Linked DNA regions of Homo sapiens: regions 1 and 2 are each linked to region 3. Evidence: chromatin loops called from intact Hi-C (ENCODE). Cell type or tissue: ascending aorta. All regions are shown on one strand. Each heading gives the region's core, and the rest is flanking DNA. Links, peaks and the distances in the headings are about the cores only.

Region 1 (10,835 bases), core at 2,622-7,621, 550 kb after region 3:
ACAACAGTGCAACTCATTCCTGACAGCCTTCCTTTGTTAATTTGTGCTCAATGACATCCACGATAATTAAATTTTTAAACACTGCATTGAGTGGCTAATCAAAGATATGTTTACAGAAAATAAGGGTATGGAATTAAACACCGAATTAAGCATTGCTTCTAATTAGAAGAGATGTAGGTAATGTAATTTGGAGACAAAATTCCAGAGTGAAAAGTCTTAGGAGCTATCTGGTTCAGCCTCTAATCATACCTAAATTAGCCTAGATCTTAAAATTTTTCTAACTTGGACTTTCTAACATTTCACAACCCACTAAGTCAAGACTTTTTTGTTGTGATTTTTTTCCAAAGGTTTCATGCAGCATTGAAAGTCCATTTCTCTTTCTCCAGGTTTTAATAAGACCAGAAGTTTGGCTTATCTGTTTGTTTAATATTTCCAAAGGTGTGAAGGGATTCAATGGTTCACTTCAGAATTTTCCTCACCTATTAAAAATTATTCTGATTCTTTTGATCTCTCCTCAGAAGGCTGAGGCTATTTTCTACAGCTTTCTTAGGTATACTCACTACATAATAATAATAGTGCCACAAACATTTATGCAAGGAATTCCTTCTTCTCTTAGTATATTTATCTCCAAGATACACCTACTAACTACCCTAATGGGTTTCTACACAAACACAGGTGGATGAGGTTGTAGGAAAACACAGTGGTAAAAGTAACTCTTTATAGCATTTGTTTCTCAAAACTTGGTTAAGGTATTACTAGCATTAAAAAGTGCCTGGGAGATTTGTTAAAAAAGGAATTCCTAGGTTGAATACCAGAAACTCCTAGGCAGATACAAGGTCTGAATAGTTGCTGGCAAAATGACCTGGGAACCTGCATGTTAAATAAACTCCCCAGGTGATGACTATATATGCTGGTACTTGAGAAACATCGCTTTGGGGAAGGAAAGTATTTCTTTGTGCATATTCAGCCAGAAACCATTCCTTCTCCTTTCCTTTTCTCCTCCCATTCCCCAATACTCTGGCTATATAACATTTAACACAGCATATTGAGTAGTCTGCTTGTGACAGAAAACTTATAAGAAACTCATAAATGCATGTTCATTTATCAGCCTCAATCTTCCGAACCCTCCTTTATTTGAGGAGATGATAGGCTGCCATTCAACATTGCCTCTCCCTCACAGGGCTGTGGGAGGCTGCAAGGTGTGGTTGCTGATAGCACAGACTTTGCAGTCAGAGAGACTTGAGTTTGAATTTCTTTGTGGGATCTTGGTTATATATCTCAACCTCTCTAAGCCTTATTTTTTCCCATTTATAGGTGAAATTAATAATTTCTATGTCATAAGAATGTTGTAAGCGTTATAATTAATATTGTATATAAAGAGGCCAGCTGTGTCTGGTCTACAGTAAGAACCTAATCAATATTGGGTGCCATTATTCTTGATAAGTTTAGGCAAGGGCTCTTCAGTCTCCATAGTTGTTCCTGTGGGATGGCACATGATTAAATGATTTTCTCATTCTTGAGTGCCTTGGGATAAAGCTTGGTCACATGTCTAGAAATTCTGGCATTCAGCTTTGGTATAGACAATTGAATAGAGTTCAGAAAAATGTTCAATTGAGAACAGAAATCTTAATAACCTCTATGTACCTTGGCAGTAAGGATATAAATGTTAAGATAGATCAGTCATACTTATCTTACTGATGAATTGAGTCAAAATGAAGGGAATTAAATTCTTATGATAAGCACCTGGGAGATCATAGACTCTTAATATCTCTTAAATCACGAACACTGAGAATCTGGTGAAACCTATAAGCCATTCCCCAGAAATATGCCATACATACATTTATAAGCAATTCTGCATTTAGTTGCAAAGAGATTCATGGACCCCTTGGAACCCATCTGAGTGTTTCACAGAAATGAAACACCTGCTTTAGAGACTGTCCATCAGAGACTGAGATTAATGAGGCTAGATCATTCCTAGATCATTTTCTCCTACATAGAAAAAAGAAGGATCAAATTAGCCAGGCATGGTGGCACATGCCTGTAATCCCAGCTACTCAGGAGGCTGAGGCATAAGAATTTCTTGAACCGGAGGGGTTGAGGTTGCAGTGAGCCGAGATCTTGCCACTGCACTCCAGCCTGGGTGACGGAGTGAGACACTGTCTCCAAAAGAAAAAGAAAAGGAAAGGATTATTTTCTGTATAGGATCATTTTCCACTATACAGAAAAAGAAGCCTTGAGGTTTTAGAAACCAAGGATTGCACTTTTACAATTTCAGCTCTTACATAAAATTGGCATTACTTCTGTTCAGCAGATGGATATTTCTACTATATTGGTCACTATACAAGGATGGGCTAGGCACGGCTAGTTATATTTACATGCATCTGACAGGTGTTGGATAGAGAAGAAAGGCTCTAGACATAAAATTTTAAGATTGCTTTCTTTTAACAGCTCCCTGGGGTAGTAGTCTGTGTTTTGAAATCTTAAATATAATAAGTCTGTTGCACAGGATCCTATAATCCATAGGACCCTATTTTCTTCCAGTCCAGACCCCTCATCACTGACCCCAACAATTCATGTTGGATTACCTATGCAGGCTGACATTTTCAATCTCAACTCTGAGAATCTTAGGAAGAGAAGAAGTTTGTAAAAAAAGGTCTCGTTTGACCCCTTCATTTTATAGATGGAAAGACTGAACCCCACAAGTAAATTAACTTGCCGAAGGCCACATAGCTAGTGGTAGAGCTAGAACTTGAAGCCAGGTGTTCCTTGCAATTTTCACTGCTTGGACAATTATTTCTCGGTTAATTTGGATCTGCTGATGCCAGTCTCAGCTTGTGTTCATAGATTTTTGTCTTTTGTCCATCTACTTCCTATTATAAGTGAACTTAGATTCTGAACATAGCTTTTCTGGAGGGCCCAATATCTATTTCTAATTGAGCACCTGAATTTACTTCTTCCCTTACCAAACATCTTGCCAGCCCCTCCAAGTAGGTGGACTCTTGGTAAGAGCCTTGCTAGACTTCCTTGCTTAGCCACTGTAGCCATCTCACAGCCGAGATACCCAGGAATATACCCCATCTCCATAGGAAGCCCCAGGGATCCTAGAGATAAACTGGACTCTCCTGGACAAAGGCTCAGGAACCTCAGGGCTTTTCCAGTCATGGCAAAGGCCAAGATATTTTTCCTTTCTGTTATTACGAACTGAGTCTACTGAATATGACATAAGGACACTGCTTTGTTCTCTCTCTAGAGAATATGTAATTTATTCTAGGATAATCTCCTTATTAGGAAGGATAATAGTAATTTACAAGTTTAATCACTTCTTCTAATATGCAACCATAGCACCTGACTTGACATTTCAAGATTCACTGTCACCACACATCAGAAAGCAGGAATGAGGACACATAAAAAGCTGTGATGTGCAGTGTGAGACAGTTCAATTTTTTTCCTCTGTGTTAAGTATTGGACTATTGGGTAATTATGAGAAAAAAAAAGTTAAATCTTTTTTTAACATCATACACTAAAATAAATTCCAGAGGGATTTAGAATTTAAATATGGTAAAGAAACCATAATAAAAGACATATAATTAATGTTTATCTAATTTGGGGTTGTGAAGATTTTTTCTGAGCATAAAAGCAAAGGAAGAAGCCTTAAAGAAACAGACTGACAAACATAACTACATACATATTAACTACATTTCATTAAAAATTACATAGAAACAAATTAAAAGGTAAATGTCAAACTTATAAAGCATCTAGCTTTTGTGAACCAAGGCCATAAAACAAAACTAAGGCCATAAAGAAGCAACCCCAGAAGACAAAGAGCTGAAGGGTATGAAATATTGAGCTTCATTAGTAATTAAATACAAGCATATTAAAATGAGATACCATTTTCACCTATCAACATAGCAAATATTTTAAAAGATAATAAAAGTAGTTTTGACAAGGGTTTTGGAAACTGGCACTTTCACACATATATTCCTGGAGGGAATATAAAATGGTATAGTCATTCAAGGCAGCATCTTGTCAATATATATAAAAATCATTAAAACATGCTTGCCCTTTGACCCAGAAATTCCAATTCTGAGTGTTTATCCTGAGGAAATTGTCAGAGATGACAACTAATATTTACTGACAATGGTGTTTAAGCATGATTAGATGACTTTAAGGAAATTTGTGTTTATACAATGGAACACTGTGAAAATATAAAACTCCTGCCTTTAAATCTCATGTCCCCTGATGTGGTTATATCAGCTCCAGGACTAGGCTTACATATTCAAAGAAAGGAGTTTTTTAAACTTGTTCCTAATACTGCCCACTGGAAACTATTTAAACAAAATCCTGCTGGAAGAGAATAAACAAAAGGCGTTGTAGCTGAGTGGGAAGAAGATTTGAGGGATAGCATGAGTTTTAAAGGTCAAAGCATATTGATTTAGACAGGAGAAAGTATGTTTAATATATTGTAGAATGGGTTTTAAAAACAGATTACAAAATAACGTCTATATTAAGATCCCAATTTTGTAAGATGTGTGTGTATTAAATCTACATTGAGATGTTAACTATGGTTAGTGACCTCGAAGTGGCAGGAAAGAGCTTATCTTTATTTGCAGTATTCCAAAATTTCTCCTGTAACCATGTATTCAGAAAAAAAAGTGTTATTAAAAATAAGGAGAATCAGCCTTTGTAAAGGTGATTAGAAGCTTTCTGGGCCTTACTTTGCTTCCAGGGCCAGAGCGAAGATGCCAGCAGCCAGAGGTGCAGAGGCCGAGGTGCCTGTGTGCGTCTCCGTGCAGTCATTGTGCAGGTCAGCGCTCGTCTGGATGACGTCAGGAAGGAGAGAAAGGCAGGGAGAACACGTGAGGAGTGTGGGCCTGTCTTGGGGGTTAACTGTACCAAAGGCTGCATCTGCTATGACCAGGAAACTCAGCTGATTCGATTGCCTACTTTCTCCTCTAAACCACAGGCGGATGTTTGCCATCTGCTGATATTTTAGTTCACCCTCTATATGCAACTTCTCTATAATTCTGGCAGCAAGATGCCTTTTCTGGGGATGAAGTACTCCCACTACGAATATTTTCTTTTCTGAGATTCCCAAACGAAATGCTGTCTATAAAAAACAAAGTTTCAAAATCACTGTGAATCATGCTGGCCCATTAATCATCGGGTCCATTGTGTTTGGTCTGGCATATTTAGAAATTCTGTCTCATACAAAATTCCCTTTTGCCTTCAGATTGACATTTGGCTGCCTCTTCAGCCCAAGGATATGAAGACATCCTGGCCTTAGCCATTTGAACTACTTGCACAAAAAATGCTTAATATGTAGTTTGCACTCACTGTTGAACTAGATTTGATACCTGTGAGTTGGTGTCCACATTTACACTTTGAGGAAAACGATGGGTCTTTAAAATGGAAAGTGTGCTGGACTTAGTTCTGGGTTCAAATTCTCTAACTGCTACTTAATAGATTTGTCCTCGGGCAAGTCATTTGGCTCCCCATCTGTAAAATGCGATTTATATTTTCTGACTCATATGCGAGACTTACCCGAGATGTTCTCTGTGAAAGTAGTTTTACATAATTTTCTTGCAAGTAAGGAATTACCCTGGCTAACTTTAGGGTAATGAAGAGATTGCTGAGATGAAGGGAAGAAACTGAAAAGACTTCCTGTCTGCCTTAAGGACCACGGCGCTGCTGGTTGGGCCAAGGGATTACTAACAAGACACCCACCCAGGCTCCAGCACCGAAGTTCTAGCTCGAGATTTCGATGTGTGGGAGGGAGGTGTAAAAAAATAATTTGTTCTATTATCACCTCCATTGGCTTCCTGCTTGGAGTTGCTGAATTTCTCAAGTTATGATGGCTCTGCTCCTCAGAGGGCTGCGGAAGCAAGGTTGCCCTTTTTACCTGTTGACGCAAGCAAGCCCCCAGAGATGACTATGCTGAGGAAAAGGTTTGCGTAAGAAAAAGGTTATGTTACTGAGACTGTCTCAAATAGAATCCACCAGCTGTCTCTCCTAAGGCTGGCTTTCTTAAGGAGGGAGTTTTACAAAGATAGAAAATCTTTCTTCTGCTTCAGTGCAGGTTACCCAAGATAAGGAACAGTCTGTGAAATGGTGATTCTGAAATGCCCAACAGGCCATTTTCTAAAGGCAGCTCTGGACACCCAGGGAAATGACAACAGCCAGGGGCTCTGAAGACAAGTGGGGCAGATGTCTGATATGCCCCTTTCAAACCCTTTAAAATGTGCCTGCCATAAAACCCCTCGGTAGAATGCCACTGTCTATTACTTGAGTAGCTGAAGAGATGCGCGTGAGAAGCAGGCCCACACTTCTAAGTTGAGACCACAGCTTTACTGTCTAAACTAGCTTGCAGAAGTGATCCTGTATGAAGAAGATGTTCGTGTTGACAATTTTGTTGAGATGCCATTAATAGGAATCTTGCACGCATTCCAAGGTCATTATTATAGGGTTCACCCACCCTCTAATTAGATCATGACCTGCTATTTCACTGAGATAGGATCTATATACTTTAGCTAGTTGGTCCTTTCTGTGTCAGGAGTTAAATTGGGGGCCTTACATTTTTTAAATTAAAGGTGTCTCCCTTTGTTCTCAAAGCCCCTAAATGCCCCTCCATCGTCATGCCCTTGAAGGGAAATCCAGTAATTGCCCTTGGCCGTCTGACTCATGGAAGCAAAGGCGCAGGCAAGCGTGGGCTGGAGGAGCTCTCTGAGCATACGACCTCCCCGAGCTGCTTACCCAGATGCTGAGCAGTTCACCTCAGGGGACACTGAAACTGCTATTTTCCTGCAGGTCATCCATTCTTAGGAGACATAGCTGGTGTAGACTCTGTATTTTTATCATCTGCGACAGGGCAGGTCAGACTATATCCCTGCTGTTAAAGGATCAGCAAGTACAAGGGTGATAAAGCCCCTACAACCCTGAGATCTCCTTTAAGGCTGTTTCCAGGGAGGCATCAGACAAGCAGAAAAGACATTTGGAGTCTCCGCTGTGTGTAATGACAGGTTTGGTGGCTTCTCAAGGCTGGGTTTAAAAATGACAGAGGGGAAGATCATCTTGGCAGAAGTGTCATTATCCCTGGAGAGAAAACTTTCTGATGGATGCCAGCCTTTCAAGTGAGTAAGTGTGAGTTCTCCCAACTGAGACATCAAGCTTAAGCGAATCAGTCGTACCAAAGGTCAGTTAGGGGAATCATTTCACATGCATGCCACGCTCTCCTAACTAAGCAGAGAGAATTAGACAAAAGCAACATACGATTCTCTGGTCGGTGTAATCTCCGCTGCTGTAAGAGGTGGCCAGTGTGGAGGAGCACTTCTCAGCGTACCAGGGGGATAGGCCTTGCTGGGAGGCACTGCTGATGGAGATGGTGTAGATGCTGTCTGTGTAGCCATCACAGTCACAATTATCTCCCTGACGCCCCCCGTTTCCCGAAGCCCAGACGAAGATGGACCCCTTCCCCTGTCTCCCCTAAAGGAAAAGCCAGAATGCATATTATCTGTTATCATCTATTGGGGTCATTGTTATATCCCAATAAAATCCCCAACGACTACATGTGTGAAATTCTCAGAGACAGCTATTTGGGATCTATTTTCAATTCCAGATCTTTTGGCTTCGATATTGGAAATCTCACAAGGCTGTGTATTATAAGCCACTGGACTCTGGCCCTGCCAGTCTCTGGGCCCTCCTGGGGTAGGGCTGAGCACACGCTTTTCTTTCTTATGCAGATTCATAATCTAGCGTTTTGCACTTGCTCATATTTTTCCACCCTTCTCTTAGTTTATGTCACTGCACTTAAATCTTTGAACTTCCTCTCTTTCTTTCTGCTTCAATCTTCTGGCTGACTGATAGAATGACAAAATTAGGAATTATTCAGATCTGCCTTGCAGCTGCATTAAAAGGGACTCTTCAATTGAATGGAACTCGTCAAAGCCGCCCTTTCTATGATTTTTCAATTTGTGCTCTCCAGAGTTTCTACTTTTGTTTCATCTTATGGAGCACAAGGCTTTAGAATCTGTGCAAGAATACAGTAAACCCAAGTGACAGAGCAATCCAACCAAGGCACAGGTATTCAACAGGCACGTGCAGAGCAGAAGGCAACACGTTTCTATATTTGAAAAGCATTTCCGCGCTTGGAAGAAGACTGAGTAGTTTTTTACTAGTGTAAAAACCCAAAAGCAGCAGGAAAATGAGTAAGGAGAAAGAAATGTCCAGAAGCACTTTTAAAATAAATATGCTAAAAGTAATAAATTTCCATTCAACCTCAGACCCAAATAGGGAAAATTCATTTTATTTATTTATATTTAGTTTTGAGGCAGGGTCTCACTCTGTCACCCAGGCTGGAGTGCAATGCTGCAATCTCAGCTCACTGCTACCTCCGCCTTCTGGGTTCAAGCAATTCTTGTGCCTCAGCCTCCCGAGTAGCTGGGACTATAGGCATCTAAGTTGAGACCACAGTTTCACTGTCTAAACTAGGTTGCAGAACAGTGCAACCTAGTTACACCTGGCTAATTTTTGTGTTTTTAGTAGAGGTGGGGTTTCTCCATATTGGCCACTCCTGGCCTCAATTGATCTGCCTCCCTTGGCCATCGCGCCTGGCCACAAATAGGGAAAACTTTCTTAAGCCTTAACTCCCATCCCTCTGAAGAATGATTTGGCCCTCTAAGTGCATTTAAAATTGTAAAGGACTTTGTTAAGAAATCCACAACAATGTTATTCCATGTAACCTAAGTGTTCTTTCCTTCTCCTCATATCCAGATGGTCAGGTTTCATTTCATGTGGGTCTGTGTAAAGCATCTTACCTGTTTGACACCATATTCAAAAGCCTTCTGGGCTAGCCGGCCAGGCCCCTCCACAGTTTTCCCATCATCATTAGGGCCCCAGCTTGCACTGTAAATATCCACGTGTCCAGGATTGAATCCAATTGAACTGGCCTCAATAGCATCCGTCACAATGCCATCCAGCATTCTTATGCCTGAGAAACAAAATAAACAAAGACACACAAAGGTTGATGTCAGTATGTACATGGACAAAAGCCCAATACTCTTACTATTTGTATTTTTAAAGGATTTTAAGAGTCAAAAACCAGGTAACTACTAGATAGATGTCCCCAATTTCTGTAACCCAGCTACTGACACCACAGAAGGAAGGAACATGTTGCTGCCCCCATAAGCTTTTTTGTCGCACTTTAGAGATAATACTATGCAATACCATGCACTGTGTAGGCAGCTGTGATGTTTTTTTTTTTTTTTTTTTTTTTGGTCCCACTCAAGGCTCTCTTCCCAGCAAAAGCTCTGGGCATTGAGTCTGAAGTGGAGCAGCATCCTTGGATGAGAGGAAGTGGCCGTGATTGTTGTCAATTACAAAATGTTTGCCCTCCCTCCCACCCCAACTAAATGACAGACCAGCTTTCAGAAAGACCCTCCAAGCAGCCCTCTGGTGATGCACCTCCTCATGGCTGTCCCACAAATGGCTGTGGCCCAGTCTACGCCACACAAGGACTCTGGACAGGAAACATGTAGCTTCAAAAGATCTAGTCACAACAGGAAACTAACAAATAGGGAAAGCACTTTTGTTTCTAAGCCCTGATTAAAAATAACCCAGAGGCCATCCTTTCATGTGTTTGCTAAGAAACATTTTCAAGGAACATGCTTCCTATTCTTCTAAATAATCTCAAGGATGAAATCATTGCCATGGATTTCACCCCCAAGGGGAATCATTTTTCATCAGGACAATGTAGGTGCGGTAGCTCTTTGTGCTTTCCAACAGGCTGTCACCCGTCATCAGACTTATGAATTCAAGAGCCAGGAAGGCAAAAACAATCTGGACAGATTACAGGCAGCTACCTGGTTATTTCTGGCTTCAGGCTCATAATACAATAAAGTGCACAGCCTTAGATTTTCACACTTATTTACTATGGAGCAAAGGTAAAATGATATGAAATTGATATGATCAGTGAAAGTTGTATTTGTAAAAAAGAAATTGTTCAAAAATGCATTTAGAGCCAGGCGCAGTGGCTCATGCCTTTAATACCAACACTTTGGGAGGCCGAGGTGGGTGGATCACTTGAGGCCAGGAGTTCAAGACCAGCCTGGCCAACATGGAGAAACCCCATCTTTACTAAAAATACAAAAATTAGTCAGGCATGCTGGCACGCACCTATAATCCCAGCTACTCAGGAGGCTGAGGCACAAGAAATGCTTGAACCTGGGAGGCAGAGGTTGCAGTGAGCTAAGATTGCAACCACTGCACTCCAGCCTGGGCAACAGAGCAAGACTCTGTCTCAAAAAAAAAAAAAAAAAATGCATTTAGAAAAAAAATCGGCCAGGTGCGGTGGCTCACGCCTGTAATCCCAGCACTTTGGGAGGCCGAGGCGGGCGGATCACGAGGTCAAGAGATCGAGACCATCCTGGCTAACATGATGAAACCCTGTCTCCACTAAAAATACAAAAAAAAAAAAAAAAAAAAAAAAAATTAGCCGGGCGTAGTGGCGGGTTCCTGTAGTCCTAGCTACTCAGGAGGCTGAGGCAGGAGAATGGCATGAACCCGGGAGGCGGAGCTTGCAGTGAGCCGAGATCGCGCCACTGCACTCCAGCCTGGGCGACAGAGTGAGACTCTGTCTAAAAAAAAAAAAAAAAAATCCCAGTTCTGCTCTTACCAGCTGTGGAATCTTGGGCAAGCCAGTTAACCCTCTGTGCCTCAGTTTCTTCAACTGTAAAATAGGGATGATAATAACAGCTCATGTGCATTCATGATAGTCTATATGCAGCCACCAATCCACAGGCTTTACATGTATAAACTCATCTAAACCTTACAACCACCATTTG
Region 2 (9,157 bases), core at 3,050-8,049, 840 kb after region 3:
CTCTTTGTTAGCCATTCTTTACTGCTGCTGGAGACACCACAGCATTCACTGATGGCCACTGGGTGAGAGAGTTGCTTACACAAACAAATATGAGTTTGGATTTCCTCTTTGCCACTATTATTTGTCCAGTCCCACTGAGCTTCAGTTTCTTCATCTGTAAAATGAGGGTTGGACTTCTCTTGTCAGGGCTGTTGAGAGCCTTAAATGAAAGAAAATAAATACTAACACTTAGGCCTGGCCCTGGCATTTAGCAGGTGCTGGGAAAATGGACCTCTCCTGTGATTGATCATGTTAATCTTCATATTCTGTTATTTCCAGGTCTCCAAATAAAAGAGAGTCTTCAACTAAAAAAGATTAACTTTTATTGTTATCAGGACTTGTATTTAGCATACACTTAAATTATGCCACTAAAAATGATACACCTCATTAGCAAAACACCCACCCAGTGAGATTTAGTGAGTTATTTGTAAATGTTCCCACACTTGCTATTATCTAAACTTTTGAAGGTTTAGTACATTGTGGAAAACCACACCCAGTTTTTTCTTGAACGTAATCATAAGAATCAGACCCTTTCCATGTTTCTTTTTTTTAACGTAGAAGTTACCCTATTTTTCTGAGATGGGATAGTTATAAAGAATTTGAACATCTCCCCACAAACCCTGTTCTGTCTTAAGAGCTGGGAGGGGCAGGGCATAACTGGGAAGTGGAGATGATTTAGCTATATGTTTATTGCTTTAGTATTTAACAGCAAACATGAAATTCTTTTTTTGGCTTTAAAAACACCATCCTCTCCCATTTCCATTCTTATGTCTGCTGTTTCTCTTTCTCACCATGCTTTTCTGACTCACTTTCCTTTGCCAGTTTCCTAAATGTGAGTTCTCCAGGGTTTGATTCTTCACCCCTTCCGTTCTCATATTTTTTACTTTTATAAGGTGTTGAACAAACGTAATTGCTTATTTCTTCTTTTGATGCCAGATTGGAATGGTTGTAACTCATAGCATTATCCCTTAAGGAATTACATACCCATGCATCATTTAGAAAAGCTGGGGGTAATAGCATAACTTGAAGCCTTTTATTACACAGTTATCATGGCACACACAGGCAAAATAATATTCTCCCAACACATTCTGAAAAGGCGTGACAGAGTGGTAGATAGAATTGGAAGTGAGAACTAGTGCTAGTTTTCTTGATTCTGGAAATAGTTAATTTGAAATTCAAAATAAGTGATAATTTTACAATTATTAAGAAAACTTTAAAGTTTTAAAAATTAAGTACTTAATTTGAAGCATATGTGTAAGCTATGTATTAGAGAATGGTTTCTATATATTGTAGAATTGTTTTATGAGAATGCTTACAAAATGAGGAATTGGGCCCTCAAATAATATCCCTTCTGCTATGCAGTTTTAGGTTTCAAAGATCTAATGCTCTTAAGTGATGTAAATTTTTCTAATTCAAAATAATTAGTGTAAAATATTTAGTTCTTAAAATTTAATTTTTGGTAAATCAGTAGTGAAGATGAGGCTGCGGAAATTATACGGACTCTTACTAAAGCCTATATGAAAATAGTTGTGATCCATAACCAGTCATGCAATTTTATTTCTGGAAGACTTGTCAGACAACTTCTATTTCACCAACCTGACTGTTCAGGTGAGGAAACCGAGGTTCAAATTGCATTAGGAATGTCTCTGTAGAAGACCATGCTATTAAGAAGATGTACTGGTTAAAGTTGTTAGTTCCAATTAGAACCCACTCTGACTAAGCCAAAAAGGAATTTCTTAAGGAACGGGGTAGCTGGTAGAGAAATCCAGGAGAGTACAGCAGAAGAAATCTAAAGCCTTACAGCAGTACTAATGCACAGTAACACTATGAGGCTTTCTCCTGCTGCCACCACAGCTCAGCTCCTGTCACATGTAGGACTGGGTGCCAGAACTCTGCCACTGACAATGCAGAAGACTCAAAATCCCTATTATAACATGGATTTCCTGGTGGGCAGCAGCCTGCACACGTTGCTCACTTCCCAGCTCATTCTTGTTTGGCACATCTGATTGGCCAGTGTAAATCACATGCCTTCACCCTGCTCCAAGGGAATCTGGGGGTGTGAGTCTTCTGGATCCTACTTTGGGAAGGCATGGACTGATAAGGCAGGAAATTATCAATATGTGGTGAGGTTTTTCAAATATGTGGCCTCCTGCTGAATGACAGATATCCATGACAAAGGAAAACAGGAGAATTACCTAATTGAATAGGAAAACTACAGATGACAAGTTATTCAGCAACATTAGGCCTTTCAAACAGAAGAAAGCGCAAACAACTTTCCTCCCAGCCTAGACAGGAGGAGATCTATGAAGGAATAAGCACCTATCAGAGAAATACTTTCGTGATTTGGGTCCTGAGTCTGCCATAAATAGCTGTGCTGACTTTGGCAACACAGCTCTCTTCCCAGGTTCTTACTTTTCTCATCTGTAATAGGAGTGAGGGTTTGGGTTAACTCTTCAGGTACTGTGGAGGGTATGCTGACATTCAGTGCCAGCATCAGCCCACAGTACCCTCCTACCACGTGTGGTTTGTGAGATGACTGTGTGTTAGACAAGAAAGCGTTTTTATTTTAATAATTATGCTTATATTTTAATGTGCTATAAAAAGTAAACTAGCACATCAACTCCTAATCCCATGGCTATTTTCATTTATAGTGAGGCTGAATTTAAGGTTAAAGTAAATCTACTTCTTTTAAATTAAGTAAACATAATATATCTATGGCAGGTTAAAAAATATTATATAAGTAATGTACAAATAATAACCAGGGCTTGAGAAATAAGATCCAGAGCAGTAATTCTCACCTTTTAATGTACATAATGAGTCAGTGTGGGTTTTATTAAAATGAAGATTCTGGTTTAGGAAGTCCAGGATGAGGCTGAGATTCTGCTTTTCTAACAAGCTTCCAGTGGATGTGCTGCTGCTGCTTTGGCAACCACATTTTGAGTAGCCAGGAGACTGAATAGTGCAGAATGTGGGTAGTTTAGGCTACCCATAACCTAAACATCAACTAGAGAATCTGATTAAAATGCAGATTCTCAGGTTTGAAGCCAAGAAATTCTGATTCGCCGGGGTGGGGGAAGAGCCCAGGATTTCATATATTTAATAGGCATTCCCAGGAGTTTCAGATGCAGATGATTTGAGAACCACACTGGCAGGAAGGACACCCTCAGGGATTGTGATGGCCACAGCACAGCAGTGGAACTACATTGTTTGCCTTCACTCTAAGGAAAGGAGCCTTTTTCCACCTGACTTACAGCAGAAGAATCTTGCGAAAAAAATTTTTTTTTTTTTTTGAGACAGGGTCTCACTATTGCCCAGGCAGGAGTGCAGTGGTGTGATCTCAGCTCACTGCAACCTCCACCTTCCAGGTTCAAGCGATAATCCTGCCTGAAGCCTCCCGAGTAGCTGGGATTACAGGCAAGCACCACCGCACACAGCTAATGTTTGTATTTTTAGTAGAGACAGGGTTTCACCATGTTGCCCAGGCTGGTCTGGAACTCCTGAGCTCAGGTGATCCACTTGCCTCGGCCTCCCAAAGTGGTGGGATTACAGGCATGAGCCACCATGCCTGGCCAGAAAATTTGTTTTATAACCATGTGATTACTCATCTGTACTCATCAGGAGCACAGAAATACATTCAGAGATAGGCATCATTGAGCTGCCTAACTCTGGAAGCTGTGGGGCCCAGGGCCCATCCCTATGGGGTGTGGCCCAAATTAGTCACCCTGTGCTGTTTTTGTCACAGGAGAAATTAATGTCAGTGAAACCTAGATGAGCTTTTAGTCTATTTTTAAAAAGGAATGACAATACTAATGATCAACAACAACAACAAAAAGGGATATATAAGCTATATATCAAGAAGAATTCTAAGTCCGGGTGCATGGCTCATGCCTGTAATCCCAGCACTTTGGGAGGCTGAGGTGGGTGGATCACTTCAGGTCAGGAGTTCGAGACCAGCCTGGCCAACATGGTGAAACCCTGTCTCTACTAAAAATACAAAAATTAGCTAGGTGTGGTGGTGCATGCCTGTAATCGCAGCTACTCGGGAAGCTGAGGCAGGAGTATTGCTTGAACCTGGGAGGTGGAGGTTGCAGTGAGCTGAGATCACGTGACTGCACTCCAGCCTGGGCCACATAGCGAGAATCCCACCTCAAAAAAAAAAAAAAATTATAAGGACAGGGTCTTCTGCTCTGGAAATGTTAGAATCTTAAAGTTGGAAGGGCTCTTATTTCACTAGATTTTTGACAGAAATAAAAGACAAAAAAAATAAGGTAGCTGTGAGGAGTACCTTGAAAGGTACATCAGAGGGCCCTAACTGCCTTGGCTGCCTGGTGGGGTACAAAGCTGTATGGATGAGTTCACCTTTTTCATGCCACTGGCCATCATTTGTCATGACTCGACACAGCACTGTCCAACCTGTCCTGAGGTCTGTGTTCCTCAAACAGTGACCAACACTACCTCCTTCACTCACACCCCAAGTTCAGGGTTCAGAGCCTTTAATGTGGTTGGTGTACGGCTTTTCATTTATTTTAAAATTTTTTATAATTATTTTCTCTAACTCTTATCATTCAATATTTATTAGTTGGCCTTCTATATGAAAGAGTGGCTTAACCCCTCTATTTATTCATTCATTTATTTACAGCAGTATAGACTCATGAATTTATATTGTATTCAATAGCTTCAAATCTATTCTAATTTTGAAGTTTGTAATATACTATAATATAAAGTAATCGGGTAGAATTCTTACTGTTAAACTACTCTTTAAAGAAATCCATTACACAGTTTTAACTGCATTTGCAAATCCCTGGTTGTAGTCATTACTAATCCACTTTATAGTTTCAAAAGAGGTCTTCGGGGGAGCATATTTGCGAAGTGCACCCACCGTCGTTGCCTTATTCTGGTAGTCACAGGGTGACAGCCGAGGGAGCGGTAACCTGTAATCAGCCGGCGGTGCGCAGCCCACACAGCACGTGGTCCGCATCACAGGCTGCGTTATTGAGTGAGCCAGTCTCCAGATGCCAGGCGCATGACGAGTCCACGGAGCGGGACCTCCCTCCCCACGCATCCCGGGCTCCCGGGGCGGGGCCGCCGGGCAGGGGGGCGGGGAGCATCCTGCGTCGCCTTCCCGGGACCGCCCCGCCCCGTCGCACTCAGAGAGCTGGGCTGGAGCTCCAAGCGGAAACCGCGGGAGCCGAGCCCAGCTAGGAATGCAGACCTCCTGAAAACCAAGCCGAGGACTGCGGGGTCCGGTGTCCACGCAGAGTGAGTACTGTCTTCCGCCGCTTTGCTCCAGGCCGCGCGTGCTCCCGGGTCTAGGGCCTGTGCCCCCGGCTACCTGCCCTGCGTGTCCGGGGCCTGGTCCCTGCAGCGGACTCCCCAGGCTCGGGACGTGCGCTTTTCCTACTATCGCGACCCTGGCGATACCGTGCGTTCTGAGTTTAACTGTGTTTCTTGGCGACTCCTCCTCCTTGTCGGTAACACTGTTACTGCCCCTTCCGCCGGGAAATGTATCTGGTGACCGGACGCGTAGGGTTACAAAACAAGGGATTTGTGTGGCCCGGTACAAGTGGCCCGAGACAAGTGGCCCGAGACAAGTGGCCCAAAAGAAGGAAAGCAGCAGCTATGTCAGTTTGGTTTGGCACCTTTATCTCTAGGGTTGGAGATAGATCTCCTCCTCCCCAGCCGTGCCGCCACCCTGTGATGACCTCCGTTTTAGAGCGTGAGCTCACTCTGACCTTTCTGCGTACCTGATACATGCTGGGTGTGGCGTGGCAAGTGTTGTAACCTGTTTCGGTTCCATTTCCTTTACACAACCTGAGACGGTTGTAGAATAACATCACTGAGGGTTACTTTGTGTCTATCTTTTAAGAATACAAAGTGTTTTCACAGAGATTTAACTTTCTCTTCTGTATGGTTAGGGACCCGGCATTCTCCACTTACACACAGGCAGGGGGAAGTTCTTTATTCCCATTGTACAGCTTCAGAAAATGAGGCAGAGAGTTTAGACAGCTTCCCTAAGGATCGGGACTTTGGGGCCTCTCTAGTTTTCTAGGAAACCACCTATGCATCAGAATGACAGAAATGCTTAATCAGCAGCTCTGGAAAGTTCCTGCTGTTTCACATGTTTTTCAGAGGAAAAACCTCTGCATTGCAGGGAAGCTCAACAAGGAGTGGCATCTACTGTTCAAAAGGGGAAAGTCTATTTCCTAATCAGCACTAGAGTTTATATTAATATAGATTGCTTCTTTCTGATGAATGTATTCGACTTTTGTGCACTGATTTTTCAGTATCTAAAAGGAATATTGAGTTGTTGGGAATATGCTGGGGAGGGTGTGCTGCTTGGGTTCTAGGAGGCAGTATAGGATTAAAATGAAGTAGTGAAATTTAGCAAAATCTTGCTGAACAAGGAAAGGCCACACCTGTAGACTGATGGAGAAGGAATAAGCCACCTATAGCAATGAGGCTGACTAGGGATCCCGTGTGTGTGCAGCAAGGACTCCTGGTGTCTATTACGAATCAGCATGCTTTGTAGACTGTGAAACAGTGTTTATGAAGCAGCACATTCAAGTATAAATATTGGCTGTGGTTCAGTTCAGATGCTTTGAAAGAAGAGTCCGAATGCCAGAGAGTAGTTGATTATATAGAATTAGTGGGGAGTTTTGGTTCCTTGATTATTCTCTGGCAGAATTGACTAAGTATAACATCTGTACTGCAATGAAAACATAAAAGCTAGTACGTAAAGTAACAGTTTGAAAGAATGAAACCAGAAAGAAAAAGAAAGCATTTTCTTTTCATTTGAATAACTTCTGAAAATCAGCTGAGTATTTATGTTTCTATTCATTGTTTATAATCACAGTTAACTTTAAGTGATCACTACTTCTTAGGTGGAAACATTTACTTTTTCTCAAAATATGAACTGTCTTAATTAGTCCTATTCAAATAAAAACTCCATAACCCATATTCTTCTATGTTCATATATATCTTTGTATCTCCTCTTTCATTATACCTTATAATTCCCTCAATTTGGAGATCATACGAATCTGGGATATCTGTTTTAGCATTGGTGTGTCTAACCTCATAAGAACATATCGCATAGTTTTTCTGATACATAGAATTAGCAATCTGCTTACTAGAAAATTACAGGAGGTCTTCATGAACATTGCATTTAATTTTTTCTCTATGGACGCTCTTGACTTAAAAATGTCATCTTAATGTTTCTCAAAAGGCATAGTCTTGGCATTTTGGGTGACAATTCTGAATTAGATAGAGCTCTTTGCTCGCACTGAATGTCAGAGCGTGACCGAAAGCACTTTCATGCATTTAAATGAACTTTGGTTGGGTACTACATCCAATTTTTTAAAATTGAATAAAACATATTAAAAAGGGCTAGGGACGGTGGCTCATGCCTGTAATCTCAGCACTTTAGAAGGCCAAGGAGGGAGGATCGCTTGAGGCCAGGAGTTTGAGACCAGCCTGAGCAACATAGCAAGACCCTGTCTCTACAAAAAATTTAAAAATTAGGGCATGGTGGCGTGCACCTATGTGGCCCCAGCTACTTGGGAGGCTAAGGTGGAAGGATCAGTTGAGCCTGGGAGGTTAAATTGTAGTGAGCTGTGATTGTGCTGCTGCACTCCAGCCTGACACAGCGATGAGACTCTGTGTCAAAAAAATATATATATAAAGAAAAAAAAGAAAAAAAAAGAATTGAGCCATACCATTTTGATGGAAAGCCATAAAAATAATTAGTCAATGATTTCCAATTTTTAAGGCCACTTTACATCTCCTAAGACTTGATGGCTTCTGGACAAATCTGTTTATTTGAACATTGCGATTTGGGCAGAAACTGTGTAATCAATCATACCGTTAGCAAGGTGACATTGTTGGACCCATGTGCTATAGTACTCTATTGTCTACCCTAAGCAATAATAATGGATTATTAGAAGGTGACTGTAATAGGTTCTAGTAAAAGAATAGATGAGCATAATCTGTATTAGAACATAGTATTAATAGTTCTAATATTAATATTTATATTAATAGTTCTAATAATAGTTCTAATGTGGCTATAACACATTAATAGTAACAGCTACATTTACTGAAAACACTATATTCTAAGCACATACGGAGCCCTTATGTGCTGTGATGATAATGTAGCTATGACGTAGAAACTCCTGTTATGCTCGTTTTACAGATTAAGAAAATAAAAACTGCCATACTATATTGTTTTTCAGGACATATTTAACAGCTTGCCATGAACACTTTTCAAAGAATGAGCTTCAGTGCATGAAAAGTTATCACACACTAAATTCGCATTTTGCTACAGTGATTTCCTCTCTCAGAATGCAAACTTTTACTATACCATGAGCCCCTTAAAGACAGAATCCCCTATAGCATCTACTTCATGTCTTCCACATAGTAATTGCTCAATATTTATTGGATTGGAAAAAAGATTAGTTTTATCGTAATATGAATAGAGCCCTAAGATGCTGTTACATTAATATAGATTATTCCTGGTTAGGTAGAAATGATAAAATAATATTCATTTTTATTCTCTAGGATTTACAAGTAGAGTTTTTGAAGTTTAATATCTCTTTGTGCTTTGGCTAAAGATTATAGAGTGGATAATCAAAAAATATATGAGCAAGGAACCCTTTTTTCTTTCTTTATTTTTTCCCTGGAGTTTCTGCAATTGGCCAGACGTGATGCTAGGCATACAGAGGTATGGCCCATATAACAAATATAAAGAGCAATGTAAAAAGTGTTAAATGGCAGTGCTGTCACGATACTGTAAAAGCGGAGTGAAAGGTTAAAGGAAGAGGGTTGAGGTTAAGCTTGGGAGCCTGTTTTTCTGGGAATATACAGTAGAAATATGATTTCTTTAAAGGAAATCTGCAACCAGGAGGCAAGGCTAAAGCAGAAAATGCCAACAGCTGCAGATCCTAATGACTGAGATGTTATTCTGGTGGAGCACAGTCAGTTAAAGGCAGGACTGCTTATAAGTGTGAAATACATCCAGCCTCCCAGTCATTGGCTTGCCTGATGCATTATTTTCTTAATCTCTTCTTCCCGTGCTTTCCCCTGAGACACTCCAGTTTCTGTTGCACACCTTTGCATGTGCTGTTTT
Region 3 (10,835 bases), core at 2,480-7,479:
GTGTTGCTGAGACTCCAACTGCTGCCCCCACCCACTGGAATGGAGCCTGCCCCAGTTTCTGATTCACAGTCTGAGGCAGGAGTGTCTCACTGGAAGATCTTGCACCACGGGCCTGTACCTTAGCTTTAAAGAAGGCTGTGGAAAGGCATATATGGCATTTTTGTTTCTGTAATTTGAAGTAGCTCTACCTAATAAGACAGAAAATTCTCCAAAAGGAGAAGGAGGTTCAGATGCTAAGGGAGGAGGAAATAATGACAAATGCTTACTACAGGAACTTTGGCAAGTTGCTTTATCTCTGAGCATTATTCCTCTAGGAAAAATAATGGCCCTTCTAAGTCATCCATCCATCCATCCACCCATCCATCTGTTTATCCATCCATAGCAAACATTTAGTAAGAGCTGTTCTAGCTATCTATTGTTTCATAATAAATGACCCCAGCTTCGTGGCTGAAACAATCATTTCAAGGTATCTCATGACTTTTGTTGGTAAGGAACTCACACAGGACTCAGCTGGGTGATTCTGCTCCCTGTAGAGTCAGCTGGAGTCCTTTGAGATATTCAAGTAGCAGCTGATCTGATCTGGACTTGTCAAAATGGCTTTGCCGACTTAGCTGATCCCTTGACCGGGATGGCTGGAAAGCTGGACTCCGCTGGGCTCCACTCCCTCTCCATGTGGTCTTAGGCCTTTCCACATGGACTCATCAGCAGGGTAGCTGGGCTTCTTACATGAAAGCTCAGGGCTCCAAGAGACAAGGTTTGCCTTAAGGCTAGGCTTAGAGGTGTCATAATGTCACTTCCACCATACTCAGTTGGTCAAAGCAGTCACAGGTTAGCCCAGATTCAAAAGGGGAAATAAAATACATAGACATCACCTCTGGATGGGAGGCATCAGTGAATTTGTGGTAAGAGCCTTTAATCCACTGTAAAAACCAACTATGTGCCAGACAGTGTTAAGAGGGGGAGATACGAAACCAAGACATGGCCCTGTCTTCAAGGAGCTTGCAGTCATACAAGGTTACAAATGAAGGCAGTTAATGAGATCAATGTCAAGAAGCACTGTAAATTGTAAAACAATTTTAATATGAAGGATTGCTTTGTCTCTGAGCTTTATTCCTAAATAATCCTAAAACTAGGATTTAACAAATCCCTATAATGCTCTGAAGTATCAGTTACTGTTTGTTGACTGTTCACCAAGTATCAGGCACTCGGCTAAGAATTGTTTTGGTATAATTCTTCCCAATTCTCAAACCAATCTCACTGCATTAATTTCTTTTTATTCTTTTTTTGAGACGGAGTCTTGCTCTGTCAGCCAGGCTGGAGTGCAGTGGCTTGATCTCGGCTCACTGCAAGCTCCACCTTCCGGGTTCACGCCATTCTCCTGCCTCAGCCTCCCGAGTAGCTGGGGACTACAGGCGCCCGCCACCATGCCTGGCTAATTTTTTGTATTTTTAGTAGAAACGGGGTTTCACCATGTTGGCCAGGATGGTCTTGATCTCCTGACCTCATGATCCGCCCGCCCCAGCCTCCCAAAGTGCTGGGATTACAGGCGTGAGCCACCGCACCCAGCCCATTGCAGCAATTTCTACATGCCAAAGCCTTGCCCATGCTTCTTGTTTGATGACATGATATCTTGGGTTTGGTCTTATATCAGCACCCACCACTCTACCCATTGATGCCACTTAATAGATGCTTCTCGACATGCCCACGCAGGCCTCTAGCCACTTAAGGAGAGATTTTCAATTTACAGTGACCCAACCAACCACTCGTTAGATGCTCTGATCTGTTCCTCTCACAATTATTACTTTAATTTGCTGTCCTCTCTCGGGCCGTGAGGCGACAAGCTTGTAGGCTGCAAGGCAGACAGAGTTGAAGATGTATTTAAAAGTGCTTATGCGCTATTAGCAAAACTTACTAAATTCCTGCTGTGTTTAGGGAACTAGACCACAGAGCACTGTGAGCCAACACAGTTCCTGCCTCAGAGAATAGTCACCCAGACAAGATTTTAAAACTTTTCATTAGTTTTACCTGATTGATAAAATTAGAATGGAGAAAATCAGAAAAGTAAAAAACGAAAAAGCAGCTAGTCATAGTCTCACTATCCAAAACCAGTGCTATTCATATTTTGATTTATTGCCTTCTGGTTATTTCTTTATTTATTTTTAGTTTTAAGAAAATTAATACACTTCATTTTTTAGAACAGTTTAAAGTTTATAGTAAAATTGAGCAGCTAGGACAGCTGTTTCCCTCTGCCCTCCTTCCCTGAACATATTCCCTTCCCTATTATTAACATCGTGTAACAAAGAACTTGTATTAGTGCCATATATTTGTTACAATTAGTGAACCAATATTCATACATTATTATTAAATAAAGTCTATCATTTACTTTAAGGTTTATTCTCTGTGTTGTACAGTTCTGTGGGTTTTGACGAATGCAGGTCAGTATCCATCATTTCAGTATCCTACAGAATAGTTTCAGCATTTATCTTTTGTACCGTCAGCTCCTACCATTGTACACTCCTGCCTGCAGCTTTTTTTCTTGTTTCTTTATTTTTCATATGTGAGCCTAACACAAGCCTTCCTTTATGCTATTGTACCCTTCCTCCACATGTTTATAAACTCTTATAAACATCATGGGATACAACATTCTATACTTAACCATGCCCCTAATGTTGGACATTCATGTTGATGACAAGCGTTCAATTATCATATAGGATATTTTAAAATCATTTCATGGAAATAGATTTCCAGGATCTAGATAGCATTCAGGGGAAAAAAATAATTTAGAAAGAAACAGCATTGTGTGGTGTCCCCCAGCACCTCCCAGACAAAAGGCTTTTGTCTGAAGGTTGGAGGCCTGTGCTGTCTTGGCCTAGTGAGTGCCAGTTTCCGCATGGCTGCCCCTCACCCTTGGGAAGGCTATTGGGGGGTGGGCAGTGCTGGCCTGGGTCTTGCTTCCCTGCTCCTGCAGGAAGGTCTGGGCTTCCTCATTCACTCCCTTCTACTCTCATCCATCAGCACCTTCAAACCGAAACCTGGAACTATGGTATTCTCTTTGGCTCTTAGGACGGGTTGGCTTAATGGGGGAAATATTAATAGCACTGGTGTCGGTGGAAGTGACCTTGAGCCATGTAAAAAGATTCTGATAAAACGTGTCACTCTTGTTACCTATCAGGATCAAACTGCATCACGGAAGCTGCACACGATGACACCCTGTCTGGAAAGTTTTTGCCAGAGGGCAAAAGACTGCAAGCAGAATATCCCTTTGCCATTTCTCATGTAAGTGCACACCAGAACTAATAAGAATAATTTGAGAATAAGAGTACTTTCTTTTTTTTTTTTTTTTTTTTTTGCTGTGAAACTGATAACCATAAAATTTGGTATCTAGAGTCCTGGAGTGTAACAGCTCCTTCTCATACATTAGCTTCCATTCATTACCCCACAACAGTTCTGCATGCTAGCTGGCGTTATTGCCACATTACAGTGAGGGGCCTTGGCGTCTTGGGTTCCTGAGAGATGACATTGCCATATGTGGCTCTTCACGACTGTCCCACAGGCCCTCAGCTGGAATGTGGCAGAACTGGGAGCTGAATCCAGGACAGTGGTTTCCTCATCTGCTCTAGCCAGGAGCAGGCCAGGCCACCCTTCTGGACACAGTCTATCCCACGTGGGGACAGACTGGCCAGCCCCAGCCCGTGGGTCTCAACGCGGCCAGAGCTGCTGTGAGAAATCTTGTTTGTTTTAGCCTTTGGAGTCCTGTCTGTTCTCTGACCTCTGACCCAGAACTGTGTGTTCCAACCACTTCCCAGTCTGTTGTCCTGGCTCAAAACAAAGTGAACGAAAGCTCTTTCCTCAAGCCCTGCTCTCATACTCCAGGGCTCTGTGAAAATGAGTGGTATGGGCACATGGCTGGTGAGTCACTGTGGCCCTAAAATGAGCGGGAAAATAGAGGGCAGGTCCGGGCCTCGCAGGGCACTAATGGCAGGGAAGCAGGAGGGTCAGCATCAGGAGCCTGGCCTTTGGCCCGCAGAGACCTGAGTCCTCCCCTTACTCCTGAGCTGTGTAACCTTAGGCAGGGAACTTACCCCTCTGGGCCTCAGTTTCCTCATCGGGAAAGCAGGGCTGATCATAGTGCATGGCTTATAGAGCAGTTTTGAGGATTTCATGAACAAAAAAACAAAGGTAAAGCACTTAGCCTTCTGCCTGGCATGAGTAAACCCTCAGGAAACTGTAGTTATTATTTAGTAGCCAGGAAAATACAGAACACTTAATCTGTTGGCTCCCTGGTGTTTCTCGAACTGTCAGCAAACACTTCCACATCACCAGCCAGCAGAGCCATTCATCAAACACCTTTGCCTTTGTCTGTCAGGCCTCCCACTTCAACAAGTGTCCCTGGGTTTAAGTCAGTAACCTCCTAGGCACGGAAAGTTGCCTCACGCATGTGACATGCGAGCACGTCTCTAAAGGGGCAGAGGATCTGGCAAAAACATAGACTCGCAACTTGTCTGTTTCCTGAGACACCCACAATTGGCCTCGTGGAAGTGGTTGACTTCTTCCCATAGCTGCCTGTGTCTTACTTCATCGCCTCCTCCAAGCCCAGGGCCAGCCCTGCCTGGCTGGGGGATCATGACAGTCTTTGTTCCCATATGGGCAAAGTCTTTTGAAAAGAGGGAAAGATCATTAGTTAGCTGTCAGCCTCCAGCGTGGTTAGGTCATGAGTAATTCTTCTAGAGAGCCAGAGCACTGGCAATTCATTTGGTCGAGAACGTTTTATCTACTTGAACGGCGTAGCGAGGAAATAAATGGAACAAGTTATATCAAAATCTCTGTCAACTGAACAATTCCTTACCAATCCAACAAGGAGTATGACGACGATGCCACTTTTCCTACCTTTGAGAGGTCATGCACAGACACCGCACATGAACACACCACATTATACCCCCCCCACCACAAATGGGTGTACCCCCTCTCCCCCCACATACTCACTGGTGCACATATACACGCCACACCACATTCTGTAGTGGGGAAAGGATCATGTGCAGCCTTAAGGGCTGGTTTGCGTAACGGGTGCATATTTCTGCTAGTGTTTTTGTTCTTGCAGTCAGGACTGGCCGTTGTCTGAAAGCAAACCTCAAGGACAGGACTTCTGGACTCCGCAGCCACTTCAGGCTGCTGCTCCATCGCATGAATTCCAGCAGGTGGCGCTGCACCCCGCGCGGACCCGGCTTGCCTCTCGGCCCCAGGGAGGTCGGTTGATGAGCAGTCGGGAAGTGGGTCTGCGCGCACCCCGCTGCAGCTGTGGCAAACGCAAACGATGACACACAGGCTTGACGAGGGCCTTTGTCAGAAGCAATGGGGATCTGGCGTCACCGCACAATGGAAAACAAAGTGCTTCTGCCTGGCTGGCCAGAATGCACGTTTGCTCACTATTGATGCTGGGGCATTTACAGGCAGAATGAGTTCATGTGAAATTTCAGGATCTGCCATGACTCAGATTCACTTTCTGTAAACCAGAGTCAACATTACATTTCCCTTTACTCTGGGCCATTCCTTGAATTTTTAGGTCACCAGTTGTTTTTGTACTAACTGAAGGGATTTGAGTATTTCACAAGCACCTTATTTTTATTAGCATTTTTAGGGCATTACCAATTTGGGACGGATCTGTAGTGTGAGAGATTGTTGTCACTCTTAGCTCCAAACATAGGTTGACTTTATATATTATTTACATGTTCAGAATTATACTGTGTAGAAATTCAAATGAAACTTGCAAAATACTTTTCTGGCAGGAAGCCCTGGAGAGGATCGTTCATGGAAACAAGGATGACGACTGGGGTAAGAAATGCAGGTGACTCGTGAGTGGTCAGGGAGTGGAAGAGAAGACGGCTGGAAGGTTTTAGCATTCAGAAAAAAAATGGAGACAACTAGAGTTGATCTGAAGATTATGGCAGAATTCAATATTGGGGGAAAGAAACAAGATGGGGGTTAGAAATTAGAAACAGCAGAGCTCCACAGGTTGGAAAGGTTGGAAAGGATTTGAGCAAGAGAACAAGGAGCCTGCTAATAGCACCCTGGGTTTACATCAAGAGAAGCACCTGGAGAGAATTAACTCGGGAGGAGGTGGGGGCATGGGAAACCTTTTCATCTCCAAGAGCGGGCAGGAACAGCAGCTGGCCTGAACTTGAAGGTACACCAGGTAGCTTGCGTGGGCCAGGAGAAGGTGATTCTCTTCTATGCCTCTCTCCAACGCCCTGCTTCTGATGCTGCTCCTCTACCTGTATTGAGGGGAAGATACATCCCTAAGAAGTTCCCTGAACCCCATTCTTTGTTGTGGCTAACTGGTCCCCTTGGAATTTTTCTACTAATTTTCAATTCCCCCTCTCACCTGGTGAAATCTTGAATCTTACTGTTCAATAAAAGTTCTTCTACCGAAATTTCTATACCACGTTGAATTTTTTGTGTTTCCTTTGTTTTTAGTTCTTTGGGAGTTTTACTTAGAAAAAAAAGCCTCTGGGGACTAGATAAGGAAGGAAACCTTCATGTGGACCCTCTTGAGCTCTGTTTTCTTTCCTGGCCTCACTGGTGTGGGCTCTCTGGCTGCCCTGCTGATCTCTTGCTTTACTGCATTTGGGTGAGGACTGAGGAGAGGGACAGGAGTGTATTCACTGGATACTATTCAGACTAAAGGATTAGATGTCGTAGGTGAATAAGCAAGAAAGCAAACACATAAACAAAACATCTGAACGTTTTCAATCCAAGTGGAGCAGAATTTAGCTTTTCCAGCTAAACTGCCCCACCCCTGGCACCCAGGGAAAATGGTGCTCGTATTGTAATATATTCTCCCATGGATGCATGCAATATTATGAGTATTTTTTGCCTTGTGATGTAAATTCTCTTTCTTCCTCACTCAGAAAAACATATTGTAGTTGAAAGGAAAAAAAAGAATTCTGGCCGGGCGCGGTGGCTCATGCCTGTAATCCCAGCCCTTTGGGAGGCCCAGGCGGGTGAATCATCTGAGGTCAGGAGTTTGAGACCAGCCTGGCCAACATGGCGAAACCCCATCTCTACTAAAAATACAAAAATTAGCCGGGCATGGTGGCAGGTGCTTGTAATCCCAGCTACTCAGGAGGCTGAAACAGGAGAATCGCTTGAACCTGGGAGGCAAAAATTGCAGTGAGCCGAGATTGTACCACTGCACTCCAGCCTGGGCGAGACTCAGTCTCAAAAAAAAAAAAAAGAAAAGAAAAAAGAATTCTGATCCTTTTTGAGTGTGTGTGTGTATGTGTTTTATGTGTGTGTGAGAGGACACAAATTCAAACTGAAACTTTGCTAAGTAATAGGTTTTAACTGATCTGGATACATCAGGGTAGTGAGAACAGTAAGTCTGGAAAAGAAAACAATAGTTATCAATACACATACACTCTCCCATACATAGAACAATGCCTAGGTCTATTGCATTTTAATATCCGCCGAATAGGTAGCATGAATTCACATCATTTCAGCGATGGGGAAATGGAAACTCGCAGAGAGCTTAACTGAATTTCCTGAGACCATGGGATGTCAGAAGGGCCACTAAATCTTTCAACTTCCAACTCATACTTTAAACTCCTGCCTCTTATCCTTTTTGAAGTGACTGGGGAAGACCAGGTACAGATCTGTAAAATGCTTCATTCCATTTTCAGAGGAGCTGAGGTCAGGTGCTTCCTACAGTCGAGGTCTCGCCAAGAAGACGGTGGCCACGTTCCTCAATTCTCAGGCGAGTGTTTTGATGCCTGGGTGCTTCTGCCTGATGAGCCCAGCATTCATGAAGTACATGTGACAAGAGGACGGCTGGAATATTGCTCAATATTTTCAGGCCGACGGCACTGGCTGCATGTAATTTGAGAGGAGTGTAGAATGTCAGCCGGACTTTTATGACGCACCCCTCTCCTCTTCCTGAGAATTGTTTGCATGTGGAGATTTCCTGCCTATATTTTTAGCGTCAAATTTTTTTGTGGTTGCTCAAGTACCTTCGGCCATGTTTTAGTGACTTACACAGAAGCCCTGATGCCCCTGATAAAACTGATGACCATCGAATGGAAAGAAGTCAGTGTAGAAAGCCCAGGCATTGTCCCATAGCTGGCCCTGTGTGTTTGCACTGATTCCTCAGAATAAGTTTGCAGATAGCTTAACTTCCAGAATTCCTGAGTTTCACTAGTCCCCCTTCTTTATGATGAATTGGAAAAAGGGTATATTCTGGGATAAAGCAAGAGGAAACTGGGTGCAGCAAAGATCCCTAGACCATTTTTCCCAGTGGCCCATTGCTCCTGCTGCTTTTTTCATACCAGCTGAATCTCCCTAAACCCCACGTCTGCGGCAAAGTCTTCGTGGTGAAACAGGTGAGTCACACTTTTCTGCTTCTCTGCAATTACAAATGTTATCACCTCATCTGACACAGAGAGGGTGTTGGTTGGAAATACGCATTAGGAATAAGCTCTTTGGAAACAGCAAAACTGCCTTCATGAAATGAAGACTTTTTTTTAGAAAGTCTGGAGCTAAAGTTATAAAAATAAAGAGGCGTCATCTCCCTTTCCTTCTCCTACAATAATGGAAATGAAATATCAAAGTAAACAGCACCACATCCATGTCCTCAGCACATGTGACTCGCTAACAGAACCATGCCAGCCACCCCATCCCTTCTCTCCCATATTCTCTGCTGTTCTCACTGTCTCTCAAGACCTGATTTAAAACCACCTTCACTAAGAAGTCTTCCTGTCCCCCTTCTGGTCCTTCACGGAATATTATTTTGCTTCTGAAACTTAAAAAAACAATTTTGTTCTCAGGTCATTCTCTGTGTACATCCCATCTCGTCCATCCTACAGATTAGATGTTCTTCCAGGGTAGAGGCGACCCCATCTCATGTCTTTTTATTCTCCCTCTGCTTTTTATTCCCACAGGCAGTCTTCAGTACAAGAAGCGTCAATCTCAGATCTTACTCATTTCCAACCTGTACCAATCAAAGGCCCTCCCAGCCAAGATAAAAGCAAAGTCTCCCTCCTCCAGAGCACATGGGAATGGCCCCCCAGTAGCTGGGGCATGCAAGCTAATGAAGTTTCATCTTCCACCTCTATCCAAATATGACCTTGCTGATACCATCTCCTATTAGATGACAAATCCGGATGTTTCTATTGCATGGTTGTTATTTGCCACATGCTTCCTGGACAAGTTTCTAGGTAACCTTAATGTCTGTGCTTCTGGGGAAGGAGGAGTAGAAAATAACTCACCTCTTCAGTAAGTGGTTTTAAAAATATAACAGTGTTTAAAAGCTTTTAGAGAGCAGCTCTCCTTCCGGCTGCTCCAGCTCTGTTTGCTTTGTGATAGGAGCCCCCGTAACACTTCGTGCTTGGCAACATCTGACGAGGACAGAAGGCAGGTTTAAAGCTGAGAAGATTGATTTTTCCTTTGTAGGGCTTTCCATGAGGGGCGTGGGAGAGAAGTCACTTGGGGAAGCAGTGGTCAGTGAGGTTTACTTCTCCATATGCTCTGCATTCATGTGTAAGGCTAAACAAACGTGTTGTCTCCGCAAGCAAATCCCACACCACAGAGAGGAGCAGTTTGTCCTGGAGGTCCTAAGGAGGTGACCAGTGACCTGGAGGGTAAAAGGTTGGGGCTCCTGAGACCTTTCTTCCAACTCTCATTTCCATCCTAAACTGGCAGGGGAAATGTACCCAAATTGCCTGTGTGTTTCGATTTGATGTGGACACACTGTGACCACTCAGGATCGCTCTGGTGCTGCTGAACTCCATGGTTCATATTAGGCCCGACTGTCTAGTTTTAGAAAGTGGGAGGAGATTTCCCCTCTGCCAGGGCTTGGGGTTTATGTTCCCCAGAGCATTGAGCAAGAGCCTCATGTTTACAGAAATCTCAGGCCCCATGATTTCTTCCTGTCAGGGTAGAAGGAGAAGGAGTAGGCACAGACTGTGGAGTAGATCTTGCCACTTCAGTCCCTTTGTTCTTGCCCAGCATGAGGTTACCAAGGAAAGGATACCTGGGGCGCTGGGGGTGAGGGTATGTATTGGTTGTTTGAACTCTGAAAATATAATTTTAAAATTGGCATTGTAAATCAAATCATTAGGTCTTCTGCATATAGTTTTATTTTTTCTAAAACTTCATAAAGCTGTCAAAAATACCTACACTATATTTTAAATGCTGTGGGCAATATAGTTTTTAAAATTTTATTGTGAAGTGCTGTTGTAATTCCTTTAAGAGATGTACACTGTCTACCTGGTTTATTTTGTGTGCAAATATGTATATATACACTGTATATATACATATACATATACACACAACTATATACATACATGTATATATACACACATATATATTTCAAAGTTTTTTGAGATCTAGTGCTCACACAGCATTTGGTAGTAACTAACAGCTGCTAAGTCAACTCCTAACCTTCTCAACCTCATCTGGTGTGACTTAGAGCAGAAATGGTCCAACCAGCGCAGCAACCATGTACCCACCCAAGTTGACTCCTATGGGCGTAATGTCCACAGGTGCTTCTGCCTTGGTGTGTCAACTCCATCTTACAATTTAGGAGAATTTGGTTACATAGCACCTACTAGGTCTTAAAAATAAAAATATCAATGCCCATTTTATATAGTGGGTCTATGTAGGATCTAGTGAAAATACGCACTTAAGTCTTTTAGAAGACAGGAGAGATTGGGGTCATACAATTTTTTTTTGCATATGTGAAGAGAGTAAATACTTAGTGTTCATCAACTCCATGAAAATGAAGATTCCAAACTACCACAAAACTAAGGAATAAAGCTTTATCATTTGGCTTTAAAGACTCTGAA

Evidence for each region. Hi-C counts contacts between places; a loop is a spot of excess contacts. Peaks named below come from ENCODE experiments on the same cell type or tissue, not always from the same donor. Only the 100,000 strongest peaks of a DNase experiment are listed, where the experiment ranks them.
Region 1: it touches region 3 in a loop (3-fold over the local background); 2 of 110 quality-filtered maps call a loop at or near these places.
Region 2: it touches region 3 in a loop (4-fold over the local background); 4 of 110 quality-filtered maps call a loop at or near these places.

The regions. Positions count from the first base shown.
Region 1 is chr5:96,403,508-96,414,342 of GRCh38, forward strand. PCSK1 (proprotein convertase subtilisin/kexin type 1) reads right to left here. Exons shown (of 14, transcript NM_000439.5): 7 at 8,811-8,983; 8 at 7,267-7,479; 9 at 4,716-4,816. The region is part of intron 4 of LOC101929710 (a long non-coding RNA gene); the gene reads left to right. It also overlaps a transcript of CAST not described here. Among named protein-coding and RNA genes, the nearest start is that of PCSK1, 24 kb to the right of the region's middle. In ascending aorta, for the core only: no CTCF peak of the experiment used is centred there; DNase peaks (open chromatin) are centred at 4,860 and 5,168; H3K27ac peaks cover 1,176 bases.
Region 2 is chr5:96,697,618-96,706,774 of GRCh38, forward strand. The region is part of intron 3 of CAST (calpastatin); the gene reads left to right. LOC107986363 (a long non-coding RNA gene) reads left to right here and starts at 7,728. Exons shown (of 2, transcript XR_001742454.2): 1 at 7,728-9,157. RefSeq lists a silencer at 5,059-5,188 and an enhancer at 5,428-5,927. In ascending aorta, for the core only: no CTCF peak of the experiment used is centred there; DNase peaks (open chromatin) are centred at 5,094 and 5,524; H3K4me3 peaks cover 2,203 bases; H3K27ac peaks cover 3,859 bases.
Region 3 is chr5:95,853,706-95,864,540 of GRCh38, forward strand. LINC01554 (long intergenic non-protein coding RNA 1554) reads left to right here. Exons shown (of 3, transcript NR_026936.1): 2 at 3,173-3,276; 3 at 5,099-6,428. LOC105379091 (a long non-coding RNA gene) reads left to right here and starts at 8,079. Exons shown (of 3, transcript XR_001742813.2): 1 at 8,079-10,041. RefSeq lists enhancers at 8,263-9,462, 9,718-10,219. In ascending aorta, for the core only: a CTCF peak has its summit at 5,202 (motif pointing right); DNase peaks (open chromatin) are centred at 3,766, 4,606, 5,376, 6,996 and 1 weaker place; H3K4me3 peaks cover 1,438 bases; H3K27ac peaks cover 4,775 bases.